2 separate regions of the Homo sapiens genome follow, and region 1 is linked to region 2. A link is a contact called in ENCODE Hi-C or POLR2A ChIA-PET data. All regions are on one chromosome and are shown on one strand. Each heading gives the region's core, a stretch centred on a gene start or an enhancer-like site at or near the end of the contact. The rest is flanking DNA. Distances are from core to core; before and after follow the strand shown.

Evidence for each region. Hi-C counts contacts between places; a loop is a spot of excess contacts on that map. ChIA-PET counts read pairs that join two places held with the same protein, here RNA polymerase II (POLR2A).
Region 1: a loop to region 2 is called in a map of CD8-positive, alpha-beta T cell, with 15 times the contacts of the local background. The contact joins two enhancer-like sites. A Hi-C loop is called at or near these places in 1 of 168 maps with a recorded cell type or tissue (CD8-positive, alpha-beta T cell). POLR2A ChIA-PET finds 5 or more read pairs at or near these places in 1 of 52 experiments (WTC11).

The regions. Positions count from the first base shown.
Region 1 is chr6:47,334,367-47,337,066 of GRCh38, reverse strand. No RefSeq gene overlaps it. Among named protein-coding and RNA genes, the nearest start is that of TNFRSF21, 26 kb to the right of the region's middle. Within about 2 kb of position 1,431, at least 3 of the 41 ENCODE cell types and tissues checked have a DNase peak (open chromatin) inside an H3K27ac peak, as active enhancers do.
Region 2 is chr6:46,770,837-46,773,536 of GRCh38, reverse strand. No RefSeq gene overlaps it. Among named protein-coding and RNA genes, the nearest start is that of MEP1A, 21 kb to the left of the region's middle. Within about 2 kb of position 1,321, at least 2 of the 41 ENCODE cell types and tissues checked have a DNase peak (open chromatin) inside an H3K27ac peak, as active enhancers do.

The DNA of each region.
Region 1 (2,700 bases), core at 182-2,681, 560 kb before region 2:
CTTCACCCCTGTGTAACCTAGCCCTCCACCTCCTACATGTCTGCACCCAGGCAGCTCAACAAGTCTGGACTGAAACACAATTGTGCTAGTGGGTCCCACCTGACATTTTAAACCCCAGCTCTCAGGCAGGCTCTCAGTGCTAAGGCAGAATTCTTGACATAGGCAGGGCACAGACAGGCTGGGGTGAGGTAGAATAATTCAGGCTTGAGATAATTCACAAAGCCAATGAATGACAGATAGGAAGGGTTAAACAGGGGTAAGAAAATTCTACCTGGATTTAAAAAATGAATTTTGAGGAACATTTGCCCTGATTGTGAAGACTTTGTGTGTGAAGACTTCTTGGTGATGAAATTCTAAGGCAAAGTGAAAAAATTGTGCAGCCAGCCCAAAACAAAGGAATCAATTCTAAGTCTGCTAAGAAGCTTGTGGGAAAAGGTCTTGTAAGTACAGGGCTTAACTTAATGGGGGAAGACAGAAAATGGTAAGATAAACACAGAAGGAAAAAATGTAATGCCAGGTAGAGAAAAATGCTGATAAAGGCAAAATAGGAAAGTGGATGGAGAATGACAGGGATTGCTATTTTAGAAGGGGGGCCAGAGAGGGCTTCTCTGAAGTGATGGCTGTGAGTGGAGGATACAATGAAGGAGTGAGAAAGGAGATTGGCAGGCAGAGAGAACAGCAAGTGCAAAAACCCTCAAGGCAGGGTTTGCTTGGCAAGTTTAAGGAACAGCATGGAAGTCAGTGTAGCTGGAGCAGAGGGAGCATGGAAGGGAGTGATACGTGAAGTTGGAGGGGATTCCAGAGGTCACACCATGGAGGGGCTTTGAGGACTTCTCGTCATTGTTTGGCTGCTCCTTTGATGGGGGAGACATGCCCTTCTCCCTGTATCCACCGAGAGTCATACTGCATTCAGCAATAGCCTGCTCATGTGTTACCTCTGCCAAGAAGCCCACTGGTTTCTCCTAGAGGCATTACTGACAGGCCTCCTGCATTCTCCCCTGGCTCTGGGAGTATGTGATGGAAAACCAAGTGTTTTTCTTACACACCCAATATAGAATACGTCACCTCTGGTCACCAAAATGTGTGTGGGGATTTTTTTTCTCACACACCAAAAGCAATTTTCCAGTGAACACTGTTAAAGCAAACTAAATATGGGCTGAGAAGGACTCCGTAATTTTATATTTGAGACCTGGTGGATGAACTGTAACCTTATTAAGATAAGCAGACAAGTTGAAAACCTAACTTAGGACTATGTGCCTGTAACAATAGCTGAGTCTTGGCCAATCCCAGAGGCCATATTTCAACCACTCGTAGACTGCTAAGTGTTCAAACTGTGTTCAAATAAAGCAAACACCAATCTGTAACCAATCCAGCTGTTTCCGTACCTCACTTCTGATTTCTGTATGTCACTTCCCTTTTTTGTTTGTAAATTTGTTCTGACCACGAGGCACGCTTGTAGTCTCTCTGAATCTGCTGAGTCTGAGGGCTGTCCTATTCGCGAATCATTCATTGCTCAATTAAACTCCTTTAAATTTAATTCAGCTGAAGTTTTTCTTTTAACACCAGCAACTGGGTGTCCTATAATTTAATTCAATAATGACACTATCTACCTGGAATTAGAGTCAGATTCCACAGGTTAAGGGCTCAGTCCCACAAAACTGCCCTCCAACTTCAGATGCCCATCACAATTAGTAGGTCACCTATACTTGTGACCAAACAGCTGTAAATCAGAATTCCTCCTCCTTGAGTTTGATTAATTTGCTAGAGAGGCTTACAGAACTCAGGGAAACAACCTACTTAATCTACGCATTTATTATAAACGATATTACAAAAGATACAGATGAAGAGCCAGATGGAAGAGATGCATACATAGGGCAAGGCGTGTGGGAAGGGACACAGAGCTTCCAGGCCATTTCTGGGTAGGAGTCTCTACCTATTCAGCCACCTGGAAGCTCTCTATACCATGGTCCCTTTGGATTTATATTGAAGCTTCATTACATAGGTGTAATTGATTACATTTCTGGTCATCGAGGATCCATTTAACCTTCAGCCCCTCTTGCGTTCTCTGAGATCAGGGAATGGGGCTTAAAGTTTCAGCCTTTAGTCATATGGTTGGTTCCCCTGGCAAACAGCCTCCATCCTGAGGCTATCCAGAAGCCCACCGAAAGTTGCCTCACTAGAACAAAAGATGCTCTTATTACCCAGGAAGTTCTAAAGGATTTAGGAGCTCTGTGTCAGACACTCGTATCACTCAGGAAATTACAAAGGTTTTAGATGCTCTGTGTCAGGAACTAGGGTCAAAGACCAAATATTAGAACAAAAGATTCTCCTAGCATCTCTATCTACAAGATAGAGCACTTCTATCAAAGCAGGAACAGAGACCAAATACATGTTTCTAACTAGATTGTGGTATTGCAAGTACCTTACCTTGGGGGAAGCTATCACTTCTCAAGATCACAGTCTTTGTATAGGACAAAGTTACCTTCCCATGAGAGTTGAAATGATCCATCCCTTCCCAAGCCCCAGTATCTGAGTCACCACCATGTAATAGGATCTTTTAGAGGATTTGCTTTTTCCTCTTATATTTGAAAAACAATTTTGCTTCCTTCTCCATTGTCTGGTTCTGTTTACATCTTATATTTTTGCCTTTTTATATAATTCACATTCTTGGCATTTGGGGTGGTAAGGAGTTCACAAGTA
Region 2 (2,700 bases), core at 72-2,571:
CTACTAAACATCATTGAGTTATACACTTAAAATGAGAGCATTTGATGGCATGTAAATTATTCTTCAATAGAACTGTTTTGTAAAGGAACTCATCTAGCCTTTGCTGGCTCCTTGGCAACCAGTTCCACAGATTGCTCTGATGGCAGAAAAGCCATCCCAAAAGCTTACATAGCTTAACATTTTTATAATAGCAATAGGGGCCAGACCTCATGTTTCACTGTTTCACACACAACCTTGACTTCTCAGTGGAAAGTATTTTGCTACCTTAGATTCTTCAGGATCTGCAGTCATCAAGTTTCATGGAACCTGATAAGGAGGCTCAGAGTCACATGGCTGAGGGAATTCCAGTACTGAACATTAAAAAAAAAATCTTTGTAGCTAAATTTACTTGGAGACTAGCACAATGTGCATGGGTGTTAGATAAGGCCAGAGAAGTGTCTTGAGTGTGACCAGGCGAGAAATAGGAAGCCAACTTAGAGAGCAGAAGCTGTTCTCTCTAATTTCTGAACCCCTGCTGCAAAGTTGCTAAACAGTCACATGGTTCCTAGTGGGTGGAAGGTCTCTGATTTCTCTTCTGCAAATGTGGCAAGAATTTAGAGTTCCCCGGCCCAATAAGAGGAACATGTGTGGCCACAGGCTGGCCTTGGGACTCCAGTTATATCCTGGAAGGGAGCTTCTTCTTTGCCTTGGTTTTGTCAAATGACATGTGACAAGAAATGGTTTGCTAAGAGACTGCTGCTGTACTTATAATGTTCCCACAAGCCATGCCAGAGTGCCCAAAGAGAAAAATTCTAGTACCCCTCAAGTCCAAGATTCCTGGAGAGCTCACGGCTTCTGCCCCAAAGTCCTTTGGTCTGATGGAATCTAGGACTACCCAAATGTTGAGAACAGAGTGACAAAGCCAGCAGGGGAGAGAATTCCTGAGCTGTCTCTTAGTGAAATTTGCTCTTTTGCATAGGAATTATTGGTGATGCCTGATTGCCCTATAGTTGTTACATGTGATTTTATAAGATGGGGGGAACAATCCTCTGGAGGGAGTGTGGGACGGTGGACAGATGACTGGACTAGAACACAGAAAACCCAAATTCAAATACTAATTCTACAACAAATCCGCTATGTGAGCTTGGGGAAATCACTTTTCTTCTCTGAGCATCTGATTGCCCATCTGTAAAATAAGGGTTTTTGGTTAGATGAACTTTAAGGTCCTCTTGACTCCGATAATAAGAGTCATAACTATAATCATGAGTGCCAGGTACATCATGTGTAATCCTAAGAGGCAGGCATGCCTATCACCAATTACAAATGAGGAAACTGAAGATATGGCAGACTAACCAAACTCCTCAAGTTCAAACTGCTTAGAAAGAATTGCTTGAACTGACTACCCTAAAATAGATCCTGAACTCTGACTACACAGCAGAATGTGAGGGAATTGTTTCTAATTTCTTGGGCTTGTGGGCACCACAGACATTTCCAAAGGCCACTGGCTACTACAGAAAAGCCTCTAGATTTTCCCCCTATCATTACATTTAGAAAACTTTCAAATACACAGAAAAAATTTTTAAAAATTTTATAGTACCATCCTAATACCTACCTTCTACTAGCTCTTACTGCTTGCTTTCACACATAACTAGTCACCTGCCATCTCACTATCCCTCCGTCAATCTTATGTTTCGAGGAACCTTTAGTCTTGATGAGTTCTAAGAAAGGTGTCTCTCATTAAGCTTTCTCAATTCTTTCTCTCTGGCCACATATTGCTTAATCTTCACAAGTATCAATGAAGCCAGCATGAATGGGCCTTATAGAGGAAGAAACTGAGGCTTACAAAGGTCAGCAACTTTCTCAAGGCCACTGAGCTGGGAAGTGCTGGAACCTACCTGTCTCAGGCAAAAGCCCCTGCTCTTACCCCCATGTTCTGTTGCCCTCTGACACAGCACTTTTCAAAAACATAGGCATTATGCCTTCGTTAGTCAGTCATCTTTTACTTCCACTGAGGGGTTTTTTTTTCCCTAGAACATTAAAATCTTTGAGGAAAAATGAAACAAAATAAAAACGACTCAGGTTTTATTCACTCTGCTATGAGCAGAACTTCATGTATAGTGTCCTAGAAGAGAATGAGTAAATTATGTGGTCCCCCTCCCATAAAGGTTGACTTTACCATCTGGTTTTGTGTGTGTGTGTATATGTGTGTATTTATGTGTATTCCATCATATCTGTTTGCTTTCACAAACCAGCGCCTTTCAACTCCGTTGTCAACCTTAGCTGCTTCTTTTGTCTTTCTTCCTTTCATTTTGCGTGCCATGTTTTGAAATGGTGGGAGAAGAGGAAGTTCCATCAGCGTGAATGAGCGTAAGTATAGGCACTTGAGTGATATGGGAATGCTCATATTGCTCAATGTGTCTTTCAACACCCAAGCCTTATCATCCTCAACCTGTCAGCTGGGCTTGCACAAGTAAATACATTTCCGTTTTTTTTTTTTTTTTTTTTTTTTTTTTTTTTTTTTTTTTTTGAGACTGAGCTTCGCTCTTTTTTTGTCCAGGCCTCCCAAAGTGCTAGGATTATAGGCGTGAGCCACCGCGCCTGACCTAAATATATTTCCGTGCCAGCTTGATTGAGTAAAGGGATGTTGGTAACCAGAAATGCCTTAGGTGATCCAGAACCCCATCACACCTTTATTTTAAAGTAGCTTTCCCCCTCTGCTTT